Linked DNA regions of Mus musculus: regions 1, 2 and 3 are each linked to region 4. A link is a contact called in ENCODE Hi-C or POLR2A ChIA-PET data. All regions are on one chromosome and are shown on one strand. The core of a region is the stretch at or near the end of the contact, and the rest is flanking DNA. Distances in the headings are between cores, read along the strand shown.

Evidence for each region. A loop is a pair of places that touch in the nucleus more often than their neighbours do. ChIA-PET counts read pairs that join two places held with the same protein, here RNA polymerase II (POLR2A).
Region 1: POLR2A ChIA-PET joins it to region 4 with 19 read pairs in Patski. The contact joins the promoter of Car14 here to the promoter of Vps45 in region 4. POLR2A ChIA-PET finds 5 or more read pairs at or near these places in 2 of 5 experiments (Patski and embryonic stem cell).
Region 2: POLR2A ChIA-PET joins it to region 4 with 14 read pairs in Patski. The contact joins the promoter of Bola1 here to the promoter of Vps45 in region 4. POLR2A ChIA-PET finds 5 or more read pairs at or near these places in 3 of 5 experiments (Patski and embryonic stem cell).
Region 3: a loop to region 4 is called in a map of left cerebral cortex, with 3 times the contacts of the local background. The contact joins the promoter of H4c14 here to the promoter of Vps45 in region 4. A Hi-C loop is called at or near these places in 5 of 37 maps with a recorded cell type or tissue (Patski, gastrocnemius and left cerebral cortex). POLR2A ChIA-PET finds 5 or more read pairs at or near these places in 4 of 5 experiments (Patski and embryonic stem cell).

Annotation. Positions count from the first base shown.
Region 1 is chr3:95,903,123-95,906,698 of GRCm38, reverse strand. It overlaps Car14 (carbonic anhydrase 14), which reads left to right and starts at 2,014. Exons shown (of 11, transcript NM_011797.3): 1 at 2,014-2,379. The coding sequence starts at 2,325.
Region 2 is chr3:96,195,696-96,198,989 of GRCm38, reverse strand. Bola1 (bolA-like 1 (E. coli)) reads left to right here and starts at 1,404. Exons shown (of 2, transcript NM_026975.2): 1 at 1,404-1,440; 2 at 1,711-2,402. The coding sequence starts at 1,714. The coding sequence ends at 2,127.
Region 3 is chr3:96,261,896-96,265,102 of GRCm38, reverse strand. H4c14 (H4 clustered histone 14) reads left to right here and starts at 1,786. Exons shown (of 1, transcript NM_033596.3): 1 at 1,786-2,169. The coding sequence starts at 1,799. The coding sequence ends at 2,110.
Region 4 is chr3:96,057,157-96,060,697 of GRCm38, reverse strand. Vps45 (vacuolar protein sorting 45) reads left to right here and starts at 2,243. Exons shown (of 15, transcript NM_013841.3): 1 at 2,243-3,016. The coding sequence starts at 2,924.

The sequences.
Region 1 (3,576 bases), core at 765-3,264, 150 kb after region 4:
CTTTTTTTTTAAGGACGCATTTTATTTTTTTAATGGTTTTATTTTATGTGCATTGGTGATTTGCCTGCATGTATGTCTGTGTGAGAATATCCGGTTCCTTGGAACTAGAGTCACAGACAGTTGAGAGCTGCCAGGTGGGTGCTGAAAATCGAACCCATTCCTCTGGAAAAGCAGCGAGAGCTATTAACCACTGAGCCATCTCTCCAGCACCAGGGCTAAGACTCCTTTGAAGCAGTATTTTTTATTTTTTATTTTTTATTTTTTGAAGCAGTATTCAAAAGTGTAGGCAAAGTCCCCAAACTCTCAGCACCAACTGCTGTCCAGAAGGAATCCCAAGTTTTAAAAATTCGTAGAGAAGCCAAGAGGTGGCGCCAGGCGAGACGCACTTCCTGGGAGGCTGAAAGTCGGTCGTAGATGCTGCAGGGGAGCTCTGTCCTGATAGGGGTTATTCTATCCAAACCTCCTCTTTCCTACCTTGTGAAATATGTGTCAATTCTCCTTTCACCCCCACCCCACCCCCCTCTTAACTTTCCGGACACCAAAGAAATCTTAACTTGTATTCACATCTTTTATTCTTCCTAGATGGGACTGGATGAGGCTTTGGAAGAACTTTAAGACGGAAACTTTTTTTTAGGGGATGAAGTATTCGCAAAGCGATAAAACGTTGTGTGTGTGTGTGTGTGTGTGTGTGTGTGTGTGTGTGTGTATTTTAAATATATATATATATTTTTAAAAAGTCCTTACTCTGAAGCTCAGTCGTGGGACAGAAAAGCACTCTGAGCTCCTGTCTCCGCAGGAGTGATGACCTGGCACATGCATTATTCTGTTCATTTGGCTTTTATCCCGTGCCCTTGTTTGGCTTCTGCTCCTTTGTTTTGGCTATTTATTGCTACTTGATAGGAGTAAGGAGGGCAGAAAGACCTCACAGAGGTTATGGAGGAGAGATTTCACCATCTAGCTTGAAATTATCTGTGGTCTTCACACTCACTAATGAGGGACTTAGGATGTACATTCCGATCGGGATTTCTAGTCCCGTGGGGGAGCGCACACCAGCCACATTCCTGAGACGCCACGCAGCCTCCATGCTCCACTAGCAAACTCAGTTCCACCACAGCAAGTTTCACTTGATCCCACAGGACCTGCCTGGACCCTTTGTTGGGTGGGCGGGAAGCCCCTGGACCCCTCACCCACCTGGTCACATGGCCTTTCTATGGCCCCTCCCCTCTCTTTCTTTGGAGTCCGCCTTTTTCTCATGGTGACAGTAATTGTTTCTACAGTCACCCATCACTCCTCCTGCCCGGCCTCTCTGCTAGGGGTCAGTGTCCTCTTCAGTGACAAAAGGCGCCCTAGATCTGGGCTCCCTGGGGAGGGAGGTGGCTGGATCTGGTAGTTAGAATGCTGTCTCTCCCTGGTGCTGCGACAACCCCTCCCCCGCTGTGCACACAAATGGGCTTTATCCGGCAAACAAAACCGCACCCCCACCCCAGGCTACACAGGCACGTGGACCTAAGCCTCACCAAGGGAAGGGGGTGGTGACAGGCGCCAGAGAAAGACGAGGCAGAAGACAAATATTCTCCTCGCCCCACTTCTTGCTCTCCACAATCCAGATTTTAAAGTTTGACTTTCCACTCCCCACCTGCTCCCTGAGCCTCCAACTTCTGTTCTCCTATCTCCCGAATCTGAATTCTTTCTGGTTCCAACCAGCTCAACTTCTCTTGGTTTCAGAAACAGGTTCCCCACCAGCAGTCCCATACCACCCAGGGATGTGCTCCTCAGGCAGGGGAATGAGAACACGGTGTCCTGGGAGGGAGAGGTGCGAAACCCCCCTTCCCTGACCGAGAGTTCCAGGGGACACCCGTACGAGCGGCAGTGTAAATAGCAAAGGAAGAGCTCACTCCAGGGTCCTGAGCCAAGGCCAGGGCGCTGGGCTCTGCTGGGCCATCCTGCATGCCTAATCCGCTATTTAAGGAGCTGCTCGGCTGCAGCCCAGGCACCACCCCCCTCCTCACGTACACCGGTTTCGAGCCACCTTAAAAGCGGGAGGCAACTGTGAAGTTGCTGGCCAGTAAGTGGTGTGGAGATTACGAAGGGACATACGGAGAGGGCAGAGAGAGGAAGAGAGAGAAAGTGAGAGAGGAAGAAATTTATCCTGGGATCCAGAAGTTCGTGTTAACCTGTGGAAAATCAAGTCCCTGGAAGTCTGCAGAGACAGAGACAAGAAGAAAAGAGATAGAACGCCAGAAACTCCTCTCTCTCCCTCCCTCTCCACCTCTCTCTTCTAAACCCCAAATTCCTGGTCCCTTGTACCCCATTGTGGGGATAATATGTTGTTCTTCGCTCTCCTGTTAAAGGTGACTTGGATCCTGGCTGCAGATGGGGGTAGGTACAACTGGGTCTGTGCTAATGTCCACCCGTAGCCATGTGTACTTATGTGGGGGAGGAGAGGTTTCAGAAAGGGAAGCCTAGGGGCTGGGGGGTAGGGGGGGGAGGCATGGGGTGGGAGAAAGACTATGGAGGAGATCCTTCCATTCTTTTCCTTTTCCTCTCTAACCCAGCGATTACTGCTATCTCTGCGACAGGGAGAGCTAGCCAGAGGCCAGTGTGTGAATGCTCAGGAGTGTAGGACACTCGGCCAGCTACAGTTCTCCAGTCCACTCTTTCCCCACTGCCCTAGTCCCGGGCAGCCCTCCTGCCCGTCTTTGTTTACGCACTCTGCTGGTTAGGGAGAGCAGGGGTGAGAAGGGACACGTGCTGCAGTCCTGCCCGACTCAGACCCCGACCCTCTGCTGATCAAAGGATAACTCCATTACCTGCCAAGGGGCAGGGGCAGCTGGTCCATTTCCCTGAAAGGAACACGACTAAACGTTTGCTCAGCTCTTTATAGTGTACAAAGGGCTTTCAGGATTAGGAGAGAGGTGGGGAGACGTTGGAGAAAACAAGCTAAGTTGTTTCTGGAACGCCTGAAGGATTCCCACAACTTTTTTTGTTGTTATTGCTTATTTTTATTTACTTTTTTTTTTGAGACAAGGTTTCACGTGGCCAGACCTATCTCAAACTCACTCTGTAGCTGAGGTTAGACCTGCTTGGCTCTGCCTCCCCATGCCTGGTTTCTACACCCTGTTTTTGTGCTTCTCAGGCCCCATTCTGTATCCAGCACATAGTAGGTGAGGGATTAAAGTTTATTGGAAGGACGAGGTGGGGGGGGGGATTATCTAGAAAGCGAGAGGAAGATGGGACCAAGGGATCCAAAAGAAAATGAGGAGTCACAAATCTCTTCTGAGAAGAAACAATTTGGAAAGAGGAAAAAAGAGGCATTAGAATCAGCTCAGAGCATTTCACAGGAAGGGCAGGGCACCTTCACAACAGCCAGAGAACTCTAGTTGTTGGAGTATCCTAAAGAGATAGTGAAGGAGGGGTGGGGGGGAGCTACTCGCAGAGTTGCCCCCGCTGAGGAATGGAGCGGTGTGAGCAGTTAAAGGAATAACAAGCAAGATGGGCATTGGACCACACGCTTGCAATCCCAGCTCTCAGGAGGCTGAGACAGGACTGCCACAAGTTTGAGGTCAGCCTGAAGCA
Region 2 (3,294 bases), core at 155-2,654, 140 kb before region 4:
CTCTCTCTCTCTCTCTCTCTCCATCTCTCACTCTCCCTCCCCTCCTCTCCCTTCATAGCCCTGTTCAGTCTGCTGTTTAGCTTGCTCTATTTTCTTCCTGCACTAGACCCTTCCAGATGCCTCTGGCTGTGTTCTCCCTCACACACAGAGTAGGAACTGCCTCAGCCATTCCTTGGAGTGGTCATGTGTTGTGTCCGGCCAGCAGACCACAACCTGGGTTCTAGCCTGGAAAGGCATTTTGGAAACCTGGAAGAGAAGAGGGGCTAGGTGGCGAGAGAAAAGAATGTAGCCAAGACAGTTACTCTGATCAAGGCTCAAATTTTATTGTTGCGACACTAGTTATGAAGGAAGGGGGAGGGGACCCGATTCCCGCGGAATAATCTCTGGTCCAGTAGAAAGGTGCACGTGTGTGGCTCCGCAGGTTCCAGCAGTGGGCGTGGCAGAACGAATGAGCAGGAAGCTCCACCCCTGAGCAAGCAGGTTTCAGGCTAGGGGAGGGGAGACTGCAGTCATGTGCTGATTTCATTCAGTTACCACATCCTGACCAAATGAGGTGAGAAAGTGGTCTTCTTGTTTCTCCTACACTGCTCTAAGAAGTCTCTTGTCATTTCTTTGGTCCTCACGTGTAGGTAATATGCTTACAGTAAACTGTGTGTATTTCCACCACACACTTGACACACGGTATCACAATGAACATTATGACTATTTCTCTAGTGCTTTGTAAACTCTGAGAGCAGGGCTGTCTTTATTCTATCTCTCTCAGGAACAAAGGAATCTCCGAAAGGAACAAAGCTGGGGTCCTACACAGAAGCGCGCGGGGGCAAGGCAAGTTAGTGCAGCTCTTAGGGAACTGTGTGACGATCTTCATTTTCCTTCTCACTGGAATTCTCTGTTTGGGGCAGGACAGATTATCTTGGGAAGAAAACTGTCCCAGCAGACATTCCCCTCTGAATTGAGCAAGGTCCGCTGTAATCTCATAAGAATCTGTTTTTGCTATGGAAGCACTCTATCAATAACCCAGGACAGTAATCCCAGCAGGTAGGAGGTAGAGGCAGGAGGATCAGGAAATAATGGACATTTCTAGAGTGGTAAAGGCCAACCTGGGCTACATGAGACTTCTTTTTTTATTAATTACATACAAATGACTTAAGCTATTTGGGTTATAGATCAAGAAGCTACAAATCTGGTGCAACCATCTTAAATTTACAGGAAACACTTTTGTTTTTATTGCTCTAATTTCCCGACTTTGCAGGATTTTACCGGTCGGGAGAAGCAGGGACTACAATTCCCATAAAACCTCTGGGTACTGGGTAACGCCTGCCAGACGCAACCGGACTGCGTTTCCTAGCGAGCCTCCTGACGCGGCGTTTGCGTGGTCCGACCGGAAATTCGGTTGTTAGATCAAGCGGTGGTACAGCAGGCTGCGCAGCAAGTACAAAGGTACCACCCTAGGGTTCGGAGAGACGATAGGGCTCTGACTCAGCCAAAAGGACCAAGTTGTACATTTTCCATTTTTCAGCTCCCAGCCATGCTTTCCCAGTGCCCTTAGTGCCTAGCGCTCTGGCCGCTCAATCGCCTTTGTCTCTCCGCTACCGGCGTAGAAGCCGCGTTAACCCGCCACGCAGAGTAGAGGCGGTTCCAGGGTGTGCTTGTCTGGGGTGCGTGGGCAGGGTGTGTGGACTCAGTCCCGTGTCCTTCGTTTCTCCGCAGCGAATGCTAAGTGCGCGATCGGCCCAGTGCATGGTCTCCATGGCCACGCGCTCGTGTGTATCGCGGGGCAGCGCGGGATCTGCGGCTGCAGGACCAGTGGAAGCCGCTATTCGCGCCAAATTGGAGCAAGCCCTGAGCCCCGAGGTACTGGAGCTGCGCAACGAGAGCGGTGGCCACGCAGTCCCAGCAGGCAGCGAGACGCATTTTCGCGTGGCGGTGGTGAGCTCTCGTTTCGAGGGGATGAGCCCCTTGCAACGGCACCGGTTGGTCCACGAGGCACTGTCGGAGGAGCTGGCTGGACCGGTACATGCCCTGGCCATCCAGGCGAAGACCCCCGCCCAGTGGAGAGAAAACCCACAGTTGGACATTAGTCCCCCCTGCCTAGGTGGGAGCAAGAAAACTCGAGGGACCTCTTAATAAATACCTGGATTGGGAGAACGATCCGAATGGGTCGACTGAGAATAAACTACTACATCACTACTACCTTATTCCTTGATTTGTACGGACCAGGAGCTCTGCCTTTTCTGCTAATGAACACCATGCAGAGGCAAAGACACCTCTGGTGAAAGCTAAGCTAGCCCAGGGAGAGAGCAGCCACTCCCTCCCTCTTGCCCTTGCCTGGGCTAGACTAGAGAAAGGTCCTGATGAATCGGAAAGGGCCATGATAATAAAAGAGAAGCTGGTGCATGAGGTCAAACGGTGCTCTTAATACCTGTTAAATTGGAGCTACACATCATTAGTGCATATGGGGGCTGGGGGAGGTTGCATAACACCACTGCGCACTTGGGTGTCAGAGAGTAATTTTCGGAGTTACTCCTCCCCCAGTTGCATGGTTCTGGAATTGAACTCAGAGAGGCCATCAGGTTTACACAGCTGTTAGGTCCCTACAGACGTTCTTATGAGAAGAAAATTACCTGTAGGCTAGAGAAGGGATTTGTGAGGAAGTGAACTATCTGGGTTTTGCAAGGATACCAAAATTAACCCGGAAAAGAGGGAATTCCTGCATTTGAAGCAGGAAAAGAACCGAAATAAACATTGGCTAGGTTTGGGGAATGGAGATGGCTCAGTGGTTAAGAGTACTGACTGCTCTTCCGAAAGTCCTGAGTTCAGTTCCCAGCAATCATATGGTGGCTCACAACAATCCGTGATGAGATGTGGCGCCCCCTTCTGGAGTGTCAGAAGACAGCTACCATGTACTTACATATAATACACCTTTAATAATTACACACACCTTTAATTCCAGCATTAGGAGCAGAAAAGAAAAAAGAGAAATGTAGCGCAGCGTGGACTTGAGGCAGGAGAATCGAGGACAAGCTGCAGGTAGCAGGGATTCCCAAAAGAAATTGCTTAAAACTGGGGGGCCAGAGAAGTGGTGGAACACTTTCTGCTCTCCAGAGGATCCAGAGTTGATTCCCAGCACCCACTTGGTGACTCACGAAGGACTGGAACTCCAGTTGCAAGGGATCTAATGCCCTCTTCTGGCCTTGGTGGGTACCAGGCACATGGTGCATATATACATATGCAGGCAAAATGCTCATGCAAATAAAATATGTTTATGTCGATTTTTGCAAGAATAACAAGGGC
Region 3 (3,207 bases), core at 537-3,036, 200 kb before region 4:
GACAGGTTAGTCCTGAGACAGCGTCTGTCAGGAGTGGGCTCAGGTCTCACCCCTGAAAAGAGAACAACGTTATTGTTGCCCACCCCTGTCCACACCCCCTTCCCTACTCCCTTCCCACCCCCTTTCCCACTCAGGATTTTCTGCAAACAGGATAAAATATTGATATCTTTTGCAGGTTCCACTCTTAAACAAATCTCAACCCTTCTGCTCAAAATGATTCTCATGTCCGAAGTAGGAGAATATTCTTGATTCCCTTCACCTGAAAAGATGGTAGACTCTGAGTCTGCCTCAGGCCCTGGTACCAAAGCCCTGTCAGCCTGGCACGTGGTTGTTTTATTTTACAAGGAAAGAGGCAAAGGCAGGAGCTGTCCACCCATAAACAACTATTGAGCCTCTACTGCACTTCACCTTAAAAAGAAAGAAGACACAGAAATCACATCCCATTAGGGACATAGTCAAGGATGTGGAGAAGTCCGCACAATACAGAGATATGAAGCAACACAGCTTCCAGGGGTCGCCATGGGAATGAGAAAACAGCGGCTGCGGGATGGAGAGGCTCTGAATTCTAGGGTGCTAGTTTGGGCATGGAGGCATGTCTACAAACAGGATCTATCCATCAAGAGACGTGTATGACTGCCCAGGGTTACTGGGGTAGGAGGGAGCTCTCTTCCCTCTAAGATCTACAATTCACAGGTCTTAGGTTTAAAACATTTGAGTTGAGAGGGGAGTCTGAGCCCCCAGCCTAAGGTGACTCAAAACCTACATCTATCTACATGTCTGGAGCCAGAAAATCTGGATAGAAAAAAGGTGGTGGTGGTGGTGGTGGGGATTCATGAGCACATATAGATGTTAGAATAAAGGAACAGTCAGAACAAGGCCTATCAGATCACTTTAAAAACAAGTCCCAACCAACCCACTACCGTTCTTTCTGATGCAGAATGCTTTCTCAAGATTCTTCTATGGGTGGCCCTGGGAACGACGGACATACTAGAAGTACAGACTCCAGTTCATTTCCCAGGGCGTCACTGTATAAAGCAGACACACACTTGAAAAAGTGAATTTTAGTCTACTGCATAGTAGAGACAGTTTGGAATAACTGAAAACAAAGGGCGGGCCTCAAAGGACTTGTGGAAACGAGCGTAGCAGCATTCCCGGGCTGCTCGGCTAGTCAGCGGGCCTTTGGGTAGAAGAGCGTGGAAACCCACTGACCTCGGTGAAAAGGATCGGCGGCATCCTCAGTTTTCCTATGATCTAGTTTCTGCTTGATCTGAATAATGTGTCTCTATCAACGAAACAGGCGACTGTACGCAGAAACGCCCGCGACCTTTCCCTTCCACACACATTCCTGGGTCCTCTGCTTTCGATTGTCACGCTGGTTACTGGAACTTTTGCTGCGGTTTTTACCTAACAGGAGCTCCGGGCCCTTCAGTGCAGCGCACTCCCCCCTCATCTCTAACTTTCTCTTTCTCCGGTCTTTTGTCTTTTTAGCGTCAGTGCTTTCTAAAGTCTGTGTTATCTCTAAGTTTTATTTGGAGGAATCTGAATTCTCCGAGGGACTTCGGCACCATAATTAAGAAAATCGAAAATAAAAAAATAAAGGCTTGAGACTGTAAGGAACCGGTAGAGGGCAGAGAAGAGAAAAGAAAAACAGGAAGATGATGCAACATCCAGAGCCCGGATAATTTAGAAAGGTTCCCGCCCGCGCGCTTTCAGTTTTCAATCTGGTCCGATCCTCTCATATATTAGTGGCACTCCACCTCCAATGCCTCACCAGCTGGTGTTTCAGATTACATTAGCCATGTCTGGCAGAGGAAAGGGTGGAAAGGGTCTAGGCAAGGGTGGCGCCAAGCGCCATCGCAAAGTCTTGCGTGACAACATCCAGGGTATCACCAAGCCCGCCATCCGCCGCCTGGCTCGGCGCGGTGGGGTCAAGCGCATCTCCGGCCTCATCTACGAGGAGACCCGTGGTGTGCTGAAGGTGTTCCTGGAGAACGTCATCCGCGACGCAGTCACCTACACCGAGCACGCCAAGCGCAAGACCGTCACCGCTATGGATGTGGTGTACGCTCTCAAGCGCCAGGGCCGCACCCTCTACGGCTTCGGAGGCTAGACGCCGCCGCTTCAATTCCCCCCCCCCCCATCCCTAACGGCCCTTTTTAGGGCCAACCACAGTCTCTTCAGGAGAGCTGACACTGACTTGGGTTGTACAGGTAATAACCGTGGGTTTAGACTCGGTAAGGTAAAGACGCTAGTTTTCCTTGTGACTCAACGCTACTAGGTGTTCCGCTTTTAGAGCCATCCACTTAAGTTTCTATACCACGGCGGATAGATAGCATCCAGCAGGATAGCTCACACTGGGAATTTTAATTCCTACTTAGTGTGTGAGCTGGTTGTCAGGTCAAGAGACTGGCTAAGATTTTCTTTAGCTGTTTGGAGCAGAATTGCAATAAGGAGACCCTTTGGATGGGATGACCTATGTCCACACATCAAATGGCTATGTGGCTGTGTCCCTGTGTTTCCAATGAGTGGCTGTGCTTGACCGGATATTTGGTATTGTTTCTATGGCCCCACAACCCACCTTTTATCCTTCCTCATCTTCCCAAAAGATTTTCTTCAGGCCATGTTAGAAAGCTAGCTGCCTAGATGGAGGTCACGTAACCCTCTGCGCCAAAAGGCTACGTAAGAGAGACCGGGCGTTGTCCTGCTGCTGATTGGCTCAGTGGAAGAGTTAGGCGTATGGCCTCCTGCAGAATAAAGAGCTGGCAGCAGAAGCTTGGGCCGGACAGGCGGGAGACAAGCAGGGACAAGAACGGAACAGGGATTTAAAGAGACACGTGGTGGGACACAGTGGCAAGAAGTCGGTCGGGTTAGGTAGATGGGTTAGCTGAGGGACTGTCTCAGCAAACAGGCCAACAGCTTTATTGTATCCAGATGTCTCCGGTGTCTTTACAATTAAACACCAAGCAGGACCCCCAAAAGTCCTCGCAAAACTCCTCAGTTTAGGCATGGATCTAGGAAATAGTGGACTGGGATCGAAGCTCTGCTGGGATACAATTGCAACGACATTTTAATGTCCCATAACATAAGCAAGCCAGGTGGTGACAGCTATAATCCCAGCAAGTCAGGGAGGAAACAAGGGTTAGGGGTTCAAGGACCACTTCTGCATGGTTTGGGGGAAAGCCTGAACCACAAGACCCTGTCACAAAC
Region 4 (3,541 bases), core at 994-3,493:
CTGAATCATGAAGCATTTGTTTATGCATCTTTCTGGCCTGAGGTTTTAGCAATATGCTATTTTTACAGTCTGGTAGTACACTATTTAAAAAGGCATGAGCTGCTTTTATTCCCAGTACTCTGTTTTTATCCAAGGAAGCTTTAAGTTCTAACTCATCCCACACCAAATACAGTAGTTAATTTCAAAGTTATTACTTATTGTAGATATTATGTATTCATTCTTTGAGTGATGGACACTCAGATTGTTTACAACTTTATCTTACGACTCTCAGTGACTCTGTTAGAGCATCTGTGTGCATGCTTCATAAACATGTGAGAGTTTTTTAGAGCATGAAATTTCTCTCATGGCCACACACAGGGGACACTGGGAAAGCTGACAACTGAAGCAGCTCAGAGGCAATGGGGGCCCAGTGGCCCTGCATGGCCACTTCTGGGTTAAAAGTGTGGGAATGATGCTCTACTGTACAAGAATACCAAGGGGCAGGAAATTTGAACCCACAAGCATAAGGGTTTTATGTTTCACTAGCTTTTAAAGATAATTCCACATTTCTATTAAAAAAAAAGGCTCTTTGATTCTTGCGTTGGTAACCTGTGAATTCTTGTCTCACACTGTCTCCAACACTTGGTATTGTCAGACATTTTAAGCTTGTCAAAGTAGGTATTTTCTTTTTCAAAAAGTCATATCTGTCTGAATACAAATAACTAAAAGGACTCTCTCCACTCATTTCTTACAATTGTAATCTGACAAGGCACCATTTCAAGGACAATCATTGTTCTACTCCTCGTCTCTTGTTCAGTTTGTTTTATTTTTTGAGACAGGGTTTCTCTCTGTAACAGAGCCCTTGCTGTCCTGGAACTCACTCTGTAGACCCCGCTGGCCTCAAACTCAGAGATCTGCCTGTCTCTGCCTCCTGAGTGCTGGGATTAAAGGTGTGTGACACCACTGCTGGCTTGTTCTTTTTAAGATACAGAAAGTTGAAAAAATATGACATACTATATTACAGTCCAGGTAAGGAAATAGAATCCAAGCAACATGGGTGATGGTGATTTTTCAGATACCAGTAACTTGCTAGATTTGTGGGTAAATTTTATTTTCTTTGATGAGTCAGTTTTCTATAATATATGAACTTTTTTGCTGATAAAACAGGATTGTATATAACATTAGATCTCATTTGTGTGTAGTTAATATCCCACTGACTCGTTTAATATAAAGCTTTAAGGCTTCTGTCAAAACATATGCACACCAGTAACTCCAGCACTGCAGACACTGAGGGGTCACGCGTTCAAAGTCAGCCCGTGTTACATTGCAAAGCCTTATTCAAACAAAAAGGAAGAAGAAAGAAAGTCTCAAAACCTGTACTGTGCCCAATGGGAAGTTTTATTTACTGGTTTATTTATTGACTGGAAAACTGAAAAGAACACATTTTCACAATTTTAGAAGTGACAAATACCTGTATTTCAAGTGACTTCTAGTCTTCCTCAAGGGATTTGGAAACTTCGCATAATTTGCATAACCCGATTAAGTTCTTCTATTCTATTTAACCGCATATTTCTTACAGTATGTTGAAAAAACTAGTATTTAGTGGTGCTGTGTTGATTTTAAATTAATTTTTTAAATTAGCATTCTCAATGAGTCTCATAATGGCATTTATACACATGACAATAATATCTCATTCTAATGTGTTTCCTTTTTTTCCTGCCTCCAGCCCCTCTACCCCTAACCCCGCGGTTCCTAAAGCTCCCTGGTCCCCTTCCTCTACTAAATAGTCTGTCTGTTTTGTGCTCCTTGTATTCATTCCCTTGTATTCCAATACTATGTCTATCCGGGTCTCCCTCTCTTAAAATCTCCTTCTCACCTCTGGTGATCCTTTGCAGTTTCACATCTCACACACGTCATTATTTTGGTGTAAATATTTGAAGCACTAATAGCCAATGATTTGTTGCAGTTATTTGTCTTCCTGGTTGTACAGTTCTCTATTGTAAGAAGGTGAGGAACAAAACACCTTGATCCGAAGTGTGATAATAGTGTGTCATCTGTTGAATTTTTTGGAAACTGAAGCTTTAAGATCCAGTTGATTGCTAATTGTTCTTGCTTCTTAGATTAAAAATGTGTTTACCTTTAAATTCTCAAGTTGGTTTTGTTCCGGCCCCAATGAATTAACTGTCCCCGCCCATTGCAGGGGCCCTGGAAACCCGGCGTCCCTGAAAGCCAACCAAATTCAGTACTTTGGGCGCCGCGAGCTCGCAGTCCCAGCGGTCCTGAGTAGGGGGCGGGTGGAAGCTCCGCGCCTTCCTGGGGTCTCTAAGGTCTACAACATCTCTAAATAGCGTTCCCATTGTTTCTTCATTCAACAAACGTGATGAATTTCAGCTCCCCTTCTCTCTTTAGGAAACCCAGTTGAGTCTCATTCTATGACCTACCAAATACAAAATGCCGTCTCTTGATGCTACTTTGTTTGGATACTTTAGAAAACCGGGGCTGCCTCTGTAACCTAGCCTGGGCTATCAGAGAACTTGCTATGCAGTACAGACCTGGGACCCCGCTGCCCCAGCCTGCCCAGTGCTACGATGACGTGCGAGGGCTTCAGAAAAGATGCTCAGCAAACAGTGTCCGAGAGAGCTGTATCCCGCGGTGCGCCAAGCGCTTCCCTACTCAGGACCAGAAGCCAGCACAGCGCGGGTTCGGGGAAACAGGCTGCCTTCCACTCCCTACCGAGAAGCGTCGGGAATGGCACCGTCGCTTAGCTGCTGAGTCTGAGTCCCGGACTCCACGGAGGAACTACAATTCCCAGTATCGGAGCTACCCGGACTCCCGGAAGCCGAGGCTTTGGCGACCGGAAGCAGCTGAGACCCAACAGGCCTGAGGTTAATTCAGCCAGGAAAGTGGGTGGGAAGGGCTGTGGGGCACCTGTCAATTCGCCACCATGAATGTGGTCTTTGCTGTGAAGCAGTATATTTCCAAAATGATAGAGGACAGCGGGCCGGGCATGAAGGTACTTCTCATGGATAAAGAAACGGTGAGTTTGCTTTTGCTCAGTATTTATAAAGGAAGCTCTCCCTTCCTTTAGAATTGCTGGCCCCGTTCCGCTGTAGAACTTAGCATTTCACTGATGACGATGATCAAGTCTGTCTGGCACTGGGAAAGTTGTAGAATGCTTTCCCAGTGGGTGTGCAGTCTAACCAGCTCTAACTGGTGCCAAGAGACTTCTTACACCTGAAAGAGTGTCTGCAAAGAAATTGTTACTGGCGACACAGGGAAGACTTTACTCAACGTTGTTTTTAAAAGTAAATTGTTGGGGTTCAGCTGAAATAACAGGCTATTTGTTGACCACAACTTTAAAAAAGGAATTGTAAAGGAATGGTGAAGATCCTCTTTAGAAGTTTCTGAGTTGTTCATGTTCAGAGAGAGTGGTAGGTTTTCATTCTAACACATTACAGCCTGTTTTGGATATTAGGTAAATATTATTCTGTATATTAGAATTTAAATTACCTACTCAAATATTAGTGGCAAAAGGCTTAACTATTGATGCATGTTTTTACTA